Regions from separate parts of the Homo sapiens genome. Here region 2 is linked to region 1. A link is an interaction called in ENCODE POLR2A ChIA-PET data of the cell type or tissue named here. Cell type or tissue: A673. All regions are shown on one strand. Each heading gives the region's core, and the rest is flanking DNA. Links, peaks and the distances in the headings are about the cores only. Region 1 overlaps RGL1 (ral guanine nucleotide dissociation stimulator like 1). Region 2 overlaps HMCN1 (hemicentin 1).

Evidence for each region. ChIA-PET counts read pairs that join two places held together with the same protein. Peaks named below come from ENCODE experiments on the same cell type or tissue, not always from the same donor. Only the 100,000 strongest peaks of a DNase experiment are listed, where the experiment ranks them.
Region 2: POLR2A ChIA-PET joins it to region 1 with 6 read pairs; 1 of 35 experiments calls an interaction of 5 or more read pairs at or near these places.

Annotation. Positions count from the first base shown.
Region 1 is chr1:183,816,037-183,821,420 of GRCh38, reverse strand. The region is part of intron 2 of RGL1 (ral guanine nucleotide dissociation stimulator like 1); the gene reads right to left. Among named protein-coding and RNA genes, the nearest start is that of RGL1, 14 kb to the right of the region's middle. In A673, for the core only: no CTCF peak of the experiment used is centred there; a DNase peak (open chromatin) is centred at 3,400; H3K4me3 peaks cover 1,670 bases; H3K27ac peaks cover 3,363 bases.
Region 2 is chr1:185,746,452-185,751,835 of GRCh38, reverse strand. All of the region lies in intron 1 of HMCN1 (hemicentin 1), which reads right to left. Among named protein-coding and RNA genes, the nearest start is that of HMCN1, 15 kb to the right of the region's middle. In A673, for the core only: no CTCF peak of the experiment used is centred there; no DNase peak of the experiment used is centred there; H3K27ac peaks cover 1,272 bases.

The sequences.
Region 1 (5,384 bases), core at 300-5,299:
CCAGTCCACACATGCATACTTTAAACAAAAAGTTTTACAATAATGACATTCTAATATTTTCTATTCCATTCTGTTCTGATTTTAAAATATTGATTTTTAGCCCACCTAACTGACTTCAGAACCCACAAATAAACCACAAGCTGCATTTTGAAAAGTAAGGCCTGAGAGCAACATTGTCTAGTAGAAATATAATGCTAGCCATAGGCAATTTAAAATTTTTTAGTTGCCAAATTAAAAACATTGAAAAGAAACAGGTACAAGTATTATTATTATTATTATTATTATTTTAGACGGAGTTTCGCTCTTGTCGCCCAGGCTGGACTGCAGTGGCGCAATCTCAGCTCACTGCAACCTCTGCCTCTTGGGTACAAGCAATTCTCATGCCTCAGCCTCCCGAGTAGCTGGGATTACAGGCGCCCACCACCACGCCCAGCTAATTTTTGTAGTTTTAGTAGAGACGGGGTTTCACCATGTTGGCCAGGCTGGTCTCAAACTCCTGACTTCAGGTGATCCACCAGCCTCAGCCTGGTGTATGTAATCCCAAAGTGCTGGGATTACAGGCATGAGCCACCGCGCCCAGCCATAAAATTAATTTTAACGATACATTTTATTTAACCCATTTTACCCACAGTATTACCATTTTAACATGTGATCACTATAGGAAATTACTGAGATATTTTACATTATTTTTTCAAACTCTGGTGCGGATTTTACAGGTACAGAACATTTCAATTAGGACTGGCTATATTTCAAGTGCTCAATAGGCACATATGGCTAGTTGTTACCATATTGAACAGCACAGGCCTAGAGAGTTCTGGACCCACATCCTCCAGAGCAAGAGAGTGGCAATGATGTCTAGAAGCAGAAGGAAAGAGCACCATCCACTCCAGCTGAATTCCACTGCACGTTTGTCACATGCCCTCATCTCATATGGTGCTATCAGGGTCCTCATGCAAGCCCCACACCCCTGATACAGGATGGGAGATTTCGTGGGGGTAAAAAACAGAAATGAGGCTCATTAACCAATAAATAAGCATTATCACCTTAAAACTCCTCAAACACCAAGTCCAAATACATTCTTTTGTCTGTGGCATCAGAAACATAACAAATATCACAAACGATTCAAATTAGAAAGTAACCTTTCTAATTTGTTCTGAAAAATATTTCCTGCCTATCACAAACGGAATAGATAGCATGATTGCAACTATGTTAAAATGTGTGCCTGTGAACAAAAATTGGAAGATAATAAGTAAAAGTGAAAAGAACTGTGTTATCATGGCAGAATTATAGATGATTTTCTTCTTCTTTAAATCAAAACGAAACAAAACAAAATGGGCTAGTCATGGTGGCTCACGCCTGTAATCCCAGCACTTTAGGGGCCCAAGGTGGGAGGATCGCTTGAGGCTAGGAGTTCAAGACAAGCTTGGGCAACATAGCGAGACCCCCCATCTCTACAAAAAATTTAAAAATTAGCCAGGCATGGTGGTGTGCACCTGCAGTCTCAGCCCCTCGGGAGGCTGAGGCAGGAGAACCCTTTGAGACCAGCAGTTCAAAGCTGCAGTGAACTATGATCACACCACTGTACTCCAGACTGGGCGACAGAACAAGACCCTGTCTCTTAAAAAAAAAAAAAAAAGTATAATGTTGCTTCAACACTCTTTTAAGAATGGCATTGCTTTAAAAAAAAGTCCATCCTTCTTTTCTAAAGCAAACATTTATGCCATTGAACACCGATGCAAAGAAAAAGGCAAGGAAGCATGCAGGAAGGTTCAGAAGCCATCAGAACACTTAATTTTAATGGAGCCAATTACATTTGGGACAATGTAAATGAAAGCACCTAAAAACAGAATTCTGAAATTCTAGAATTCTGAAAACCTCTTGCATAAACTTTACATTTTGCCTAAAGTGAAAATTTCAAACTTAAGAATGTAAAACCACAGAATAAAGAAAAGTGTCGGAGGGCCAGAGAGCAAGGGAATTGAGTTGTACTAATGAAAATGTAAAAGTATACCCAAAATATTATGTAATTTATGTCACTTATTAAGTCTCCTTTTGCCTGTGAGTTCCGGTAAGAAAGGTGCACCACACAAAGTACACTACAGGACAAGCCTGCAACATAAATCTCAGAGTAACAGGCCTCATCATTATGGGCATAACCTTCATTACTATGTTCATGGAGATGTGTCAGATCCCTTCATAAAAATGTGTTATGTAGGGCAAAGCCTTATTGGCTTGACAGTGGGTCAATGCAAGTTTGAAGCCAATTATAGGCCTCAGATACCAGATATAATAAGATACATGAAAATCCTAAGTAGAATAACTTCAGAATTCAAAGCAGAAACTGAGTTCCCAGAGGTCTATCCTTGACCCATGACTCAAACCTATATGTCACTAAGAAGTATATGGATTAACTCTAAATTCCAAGTCATCCCATCTATAAAGGTTACTGTCATACCTAGGCCACTTTTCATACAATCATGAAATGTGTAGGTCAAGTAATGATGACAAAGATGAGGCAAAAGCATCACTTTCTTTTTTTTATTGTTATCAGTAGTTGGAGTATAAAATATAAGCTAAATTTAGCTGCTTCAATGTTTTCCTTTTGCTTCAAAAAATGGAACTTACAATATTACCAAATACCAAAAAAAAGTCACTAAAGATACACGTTCTATAATAAAGATAAGGCCAAACAATTTATAAGATGCTCACTAAGTACTAACTATGTCTCAAACACTGTCCCAGGTTACGGGAATATGATGATTAATTAAATATGGCCCCCGCCCTTTCATGAAACACTGAAACGAATAGGGCAAAGAGAAACATTTTTTTTAATAGTGTGATAAGTGCTGTAATACAGCTTTTGGTAAAGTGCTAAGGAAACTCAGATAAAAGGATCCTTAATCCAGAAGAGAGGTTGGGAAAAGTAGAAGAGTAAAGATAACATTTGAGCTGCAACTTAAAGGGTTAAGTAGGATTCATCAGTCAACCAGTGAACAGAAAAGCAGGGCAGGTAAATGCAATGCCATAAGCAGTGACACAGTGATAAGAGAGCTGCACATAAATGTGAACTTCACTATGGCTGATGAAACCAAAAACTCCGGATTCTCTACTAAGAATAGGACCAGGTCTTTTCATGGAGACATAACCACATAGGTTATGTCTGGAGGTCCAGATGGAAGGAAACCTTTTAAAACTCTTTTGCCACTGAGAAGAGGATCATCATCCCTGCTGCTGTAACAAGAGCATAATAGTGATTTCAGGTTGGGGTTGGGCACTGAAATCAGAGCTGCTGTCATCAGCACTTTTTATCCCAGTCATCTAAAGTTTTACAAGCCTTTATCCCTCGAGCAGACACTCATTTGTGGATTGTCTAGATCAACATTGGATAGGAAGTCATTTCTGTAAAGAATATCATAATCCTCCAACTCTAACCAAAGAATGTTCATGAGGAAACACTTTAATCAACTTTCGGTCCCTGAGAAACACTTCTGTGGGAACAAAACAGCAGCAGGTCCCTCCAGGATACCCTTAACAGTACGTTGTCTGAAAGCTGGTTCCTGAGGTTCAAATGGTCACAGTACCATTGCTTTGCACAAAAACGAGTGTTACACGCATGCCTTGAGTCAGTGTACAAAGAGTCCCTTCTCCTCTACCACCACACACAGTCAGTAGATTCAGGGAGAATTCAGTGTTTGTCAGTAACACTTAACATAAGTAAATCACTTATTAAGCATCTTTGTAGGAGAGATTTAATTTTCAGTTACAGCTCTGAGTACAAGGGTCATTTAGCTCCACAAGTCAGCTGAGAACAGGGAATGAATGCTGGGGTTCAAGTATCTTGAGAGAGAAGGAAAAGATCTTTAGATGCTCAGGGGGATCCCATATGAATAGAAGGAAGGTCGGATTTGTGGCCGAGCAGCCAAAGACCCTGGAATCTATTTTTAAGTCAGAAGAAGGACAGGAAGGAACAGGAACAAAAAAAGGAACTCACACAAGAGAAATGGAAAGCAAGAAGGAAGCAGCTATAATCAGCAAATGGAAAGACAGTGAGAAAAATAGATCTTTAAAACTGTGCTCCTAACAGGGAGGCCAGGAACACTGCTGGAAACGACTGAAAGAGAGAAGAAAACATAGAAAGCAGCAACAGGACTACTCAAAGGAGTATTTTAAATGTCTACATTTTATGAGGGTCAGTGTTGGTCAGCTGGTAACATTCTTGCCTCTGGGATTAGGTCATGAGTTCAAGTCCTACATCGGGATTTGGCTTCAGACCAAAAGTTAACTTTCCAGGACCTCTGCAAAGATGGAAGCACTTTCCATTCCTTGGTGCATTATTAGCTTTATCACCCTTCTCACAACAAATTAAAAGTACCAGAAAGAAAAGGAAGAATCAAAGAAGAAATAGAACATTTTCAAACACAAAATATCCACTGCATTTGTCTTAAGAATCCTGTGAGTATGGGGTTTTTTTTTCCCACAACCAATCTACAAACAGAAGCCTTGCTGTCTGCATTCTCGATGCACCTGGAATCCCAGTGGGGACAACGGTGGTAGCAGAGGAAGCACTCCTCCTAGCTGAACATCACCTCTCATTAGTTAATCAGCAAGTGGCAGCAAGTGGGAAGAAAACAAAGTAGAAAAGATTGCCTCTGGAATGAAGGAAGAAAGGCAAGACTAATAAACAGAGCCACATGCCTATCAAGCATTTAGGTAGTGAGCAGAGAGAAAAAAAGGCCTCTAGGTTAAATGACAGTAAGAATATCCTTATATTTGTATAAAAACTTACATATTAAAAAATACTTTTATACACATTAACTCATCTGATCCTCACAAAAATCATAGGCAGAGTAAAAACAGATATTAACGCCATTTCACAGGTGAGGAAATGGAAGATTCAGAAAGTCACAACCTCACAAGCAACTCAGCTCATTCCTGGCTGAGGCAGTGGGGCTCAGGCACTGTATAAGCTAATCAACGTGTAGCACAGTAAGAAATTTTATCTTTATCTCATGTAGTTTAGTCCAGGACTTGAAACTGATGGTGCAAGAACAATTTACTAACATCCTAAATTATGTCCTATTAAGAAAGATTAGCATAATGCTTACCAAGCAGTTTTTAGAAAAATTGTTTCCGACTGTCTGATTTTTCTGTCAGAAATGGCAAAACAGAAGACAGAATATGGCCCACTGTTAAGTAATAAAATATTTTTTAAAGCATAAAAATAATACCAACAAATTACTTTAGAAAACTGAAGGAATTTCAAATGCAAAATGTTGGAGCCCGAGGAATAATGCAGTCTTTCATTATGCAAGGAGCCAGAGAGATAAAATACAATAGATGTTATTTCTAATATACGAGGATTACTAAACCCTGCCATGATTGTT
Region 2 (5,384 bases), core at 252-5,251, 1.9 Mb before region 1:
AAAGGAACCAAATGAAACTTCTGAAAAAAAACAGCTATGATCATTGAAATTGAAAATGTAATGGATGGCTTAAAGAGTAGATTGGACAGAACTGAAGAGAAACGTATGAAAGATTTGAGGAAATCACCCAAAATGCAGCAAAGAGAAAATAAATAGAAAATATGAAAGGTAAAAAGGCTTAGAGAATGAGAAGATCTAAAATACACTTAACAAGGTTTTATGAAGGGGAGATTACAGACAGTAAGGAGAGGAAATATCTGAAAGACAAGAATTGTCCAGAATTTAATAAAAATCTGAGTCCTTGAGTTGGGGAGGCAAACCAGGTTCCAGGCAGGAAAGACAAAATCAAATCTATGCTTAGACACTGAATAAGGCACTGCAGAAATAGGAAGACAGAGATAATTTTAAAATAACCACAGAGAAAACACAGCTTACCTAAATAGGGACAAAAATTAGACTAAGAGAAGACTTTTCATCAACAACAAAAGAAGTCAGAAAACAATAAAATGCTATCTTCAATGGGCTAAGTTAGATATAGAATTTTATACTTAACTAAACTACTAATCAAGAATGAAGGTAGTATACACAGATTCTCAAATAAAGACCAAAAGGATTTCCTATTTGTATGTCATCCCTGAAAAAACTACTAGAGAATGTAAAGAATGCATAGGGTTGGTGGGGGAATAAGAATCCAAAATGAAGGAGTAGGGAGCTAGAAGCAACAATGAGTAAAGAAATCAACAAACAAATTAAATCTAAGGAAACACTGACTATGTAAACAAAATGACTAATTTGGGTGTGTTTAAAAACAAAGTGAAATAACCATACTACAGAAAGTAGGAGGAAGGTGATCAGAATAAAGCCCCCTAAGGTCCTTATATTACACAGAAGTATAAAAACAGTGATTAATTTCAAGACAACCAAATCAAGGATAAACATTTTTAACAGAGAAAGAGAGATGCAATGTGTAATTTCTAAGCCAATAGGAGGGAGGGGGGGAAAATAGAATTTTAAAAAAACTCAACAGTAGGAAAAGAGGGGGAAAGATCAACAAAAATCACAGTAAATAGAAAACATAAAATAAGATCATAGAAATAAGTCTATATTAAAAATCACAATAAGAGTAACAGGATTAAATTTGACTATAAAAATAGTTTGAAAATAAAGGAAGGGAAAAAGTATTTGACAAATACCAATCAGATATGGAACAGTATTATTAATGCCAAGCAAAACGCATTTAAAAGCAAACAGTACCATTAGAGATTAAAATGGCCATATATTTAAAGATAAAATGAACAATTCACTACAAAGATAAAACAATCCTTAGCCAGTATGTACCTAACAACATGGCCTTAAAGCCCAAAATTGACTGGAATTACAAAGAGAAATTAACAAAACCATAATTACAATGGGAACATTTAATATAACTTTTAAAAAACCTGATAGATCAATTGGACAATAACTGATAAAGAGAATATTTGAGCAACATAATAAGTTTGATCTTTTGGACATAGGTAGAACTCTACACAAAATGATTAAAACTTCTTTTTAAAGTACAAAAAGAATACAAAAAATTCATTCTTTCTTTAAATAAAAGAAGGCACTCACTTTATTGAGTGCCTTCTATATGCCAGGAAACTTACATGAGGCTCTACCAAATACAGTCATGAAAATTAAGTTCCTGCCCTCATGGAGTTTATATTTAGAAGAGAGCATAGAACTTAAATGAACGAATTCACATCATCTCTAAAGACAACCAGTGCTAAATTCTATAAAGAAAAATAAAGCAGGTTAATGAGACAGATTCATGTGCAGGACTATGTTAGGTGGGTAATCAGGGAAGGCTTTTCGGAGGAGGTGACTTTTAGCCAAGAGCCATATGAAATGATGTGCCAGCCATGCGAATCAAGGATCTGAGGAAAGAGGGAACTGCAAGGGCAATGGCTCTGGAGAGGAAGTGTGCCTGACATGTAAGAAATAATAAAGAGGCCAATATGCTTAAAGTGATGTGAATAAGGACATCAGAAAGGGAAGGTGGGAATAATGACATTTCTTTCATTTTAAAACGATCCTTCTGGCAGCACTGGGGAGAACAGCAGCGAGAGCAGTTAAAGTGGCTCAGGCTAGAGGAGTACCTGTAGAGGGAGATGAGAACTGGTCAAATTTAAAATGATCTTGAAGGCAGAGCCAAAATAACTTGTGGAGGGATCAGATGTGGGGTGTGAAAGAAAAAGAGGAGCACAGGAGATCTCAAAGGGCCTTGTCCCAAATAAGTAAGAAAATGTGGTGCCTGTACTGAGATGGGGAACGCTGGAGAAGACACATGTAGGGTGGGGACGGGTTGATGATAAACGTGAGGTACTTATTAGATGCCCTTTGAAGATTTAAGCAGGCAGTAGGTTTCTCCTTGTTCCACTTCTGTATTGATGTTGCCTGCCTGGCCTCCCTGGGTATTTAATGTTGAAACTTCCCAAAACCGTCATGAAAAAGAAAACATTCAATCTGCTGTCTCCATCACTGAACTAGTTCTACTCTCACTAACTCTACCCTTGTAATAGACTTTTCCAAGCACAATTAAACTAACATTTTGTGAATGACAATTATACTAAGTCCTTTCACCAATAGTATATAGTCTCACTGAAACATAAATATCCTTCTTTGTTGAGGGAATTTTAGGTGGTGAATCAGAGATGATTGTACACATCTATTCCCAACTCTATATCCAGGCTTCATGTTGGTGTTTGAAATTGGCCATGGAGGAGTAACAACACCATATAAACTGGCAAATGCTACAAATAAAGCCCTCTTCCTACCCCAAGCTCCAGAGCCAGAGATTTAACATTTATCAGTACACAAAACTGGTTTTATCCTTATTTTATGCAAAAAGAAACTGAGATTCTAAGAGTCTAGTTACCTGCCCAGTTACAGAGCCAGTACTCAAGTGTTTTGACTCTAGGTCAAGTGTTATTTCCCTTATAGGACACTCTTGGGTCCTTGCTCTGTGTCAGGCTTTGCACCAAATGTTTTACATGGATTTTCTCTTCTAAGCCTTAAAACAATTCTGCAAAGGAAGTATGATTGTTATTCTCACTTTACTGATACTCACTTTAATGATAAGGAAACTAAGGCTTTGAGAAGTTAGTAACTTACTAATAATCAAATGCTAGTCTATTTGATATTAGAATCCATTCACTCAAAACCTATGCCATTCTAACTCTACTAAATTTTACTTTGTCAAGATAAATCAAATCCCCTGTTAATTTTCATTATTATGTAGAAGGATTAAGAAAGGGTAATATTATCAAAGGCACAAATTAAGTCCATAACATACAATAAATATAGAAAGGGATCTCAATATTAAAAAGAATGACACTTTTCTAATATTCCAGGAAAGTTCCTTGGGAGATGTGAAATTTTGGAAAATCTTTTGATTATGGGTGAGACATTGTCCTGCACATAGGGGACATTCCAACATAGGGTGTGGCTGGGGAGACAACTTCAAGGCAAAAGTGTAATGATCTGATCAAGGAGGTGGTGAGCATGTTCACCTAAGAAGAGCTGGGAAGACCCTCTGGGGAATATGAAAACAATAGAAATGAGGTTTTCTGTGTGCTCTAGTAAAAGGCTTTGAAGTGAAACTAAGGAGCTAAACAAAAAGCATAACAGATTTCACTTTGAATCTTAAAAACTGAAATTCCAGATAGTACAATATCTTTTTAAAATTTTGTTCTCTATTACTTAGTGAAATAATGTATTTTCTTGACCTTCTATTTGTAAAAAAAAAAAAAAAAAAAAAAAAAATTTTAAGTACCCTTTCTTGTATTTATCTCCTCCCCATCACCCATGCTTCTCACTTAACTCTCTCCCTGTCAGAACTTGGCAAGAGCATAAAGGTTACCCTGACACACTTTTGGTGGTAATCAGCATGCCTTACAGCCTGAGAACATCAAGGAATTCCTTCCACCTGCTATAAAACAGTGCTTAAAGCGAAGTTCTCAGAGACTTACTGCTAATGGAAAAATTGCTCCAATTAGTGTTTAACGTTTTGAAGAAAAGAAAGCTGGGAGTATACAATGTCAAAATATTTTAGAACCCATACATAATTCCCAGAATTCCTAGCTCCTATGTAATTTTCCCCATCTCAAAATTAAATATCTGGACATCACCAACAAAAGATTAAATACGACTTTATTAAATGCATGCTTAAAAGTAACAGGGCCGGGTGCGGTGGCTCATGCCTATAATCCCAGCAATTTGGGAGGCCAAGGCAGGTGGATCACTTGAGGTCAGGAGTTCGAGACCAGCCTGGCCAACATGGTGAAACCCTGTCTGTACCAAAAACACAAAAAATTAGCCAGGTATGGTAGTGTGTGCCTGTAGTTCCAGCTACTTGGGAGGCTAAGGCATGAGAATTGCTTGAACCAAGGAGGTGGAGGTTGCAGTGAGCCGAGATCACGCCACTGCACTCCAGCCTGGGTGATGAAGTAAAACTCTGTCTCAAAAAAAAAAAAAAGTAACAGGTTTTTAACAATACAAATTATTTTGAGAACTTAAATAGCACCCCAAACATTAATGCCTTTCTCCATAACTGCCACTGAGAACTCTGTTCCTATCCAATAAAAGAGATCAGAGTTTAGAGTCTATGATAGTCCCTAATGCAAATATTTTGATCAGAAATTTTAGAATAAACTGAGTTTCCCTAGTAAAAGAGTTAGAGTTTTGGTTTTTTAATGTTAATTGCTAAATGATTTGCTGTGAGTTGAATTATGTCCTCCAAAAATTCATATGTTAAAGTCCTATCCTCCAGCACCTCAAAATGTGACCTTCTTTGTAAATAGTCATTGCAGATATAATTAAGAGGCGACCACATTGGAGTATCGTGGGCCGCTAATCCAATATGACTGGTGTCCTCACGAAAAAGGAAAATTTGGCTGGTTGCGGTGGCTCACACCTGTAATCCCAACACTTTGGGCGGCTGAGGTGGGCAGATGGCCTGAGGTCAGGAGTTTGAGACAAGCCTGGCCAACACAGCAAAACCCTGTCTCTACTAAAAATACAAAAAATTAGCTGGGCATGGTGGTGGGCACCTGTAATCCCAGCTACTCAGGAGGCTAAGGCAGGCAGAATCGCTAGAACCTGGGAGGCAGAAGTTGCGGTGAGCTGAGATCACACCATTGCACTCTAGCCTGGGCAACAGAGAGAGACTGTCTCACAAAAAAAAAAAAAAAAAGGAAAAGGAAAATCTGACACAGCACACAAAGATAACACCATGTGACGACAAAGGCAGAGATTAGGGTGATGTATCTACAAGCCAAGGAACGTCAAAGATTGCCAGCAAACCACTAGAAGTTGGGAGACAGGCATGAAACAGATTTGTCCTCACA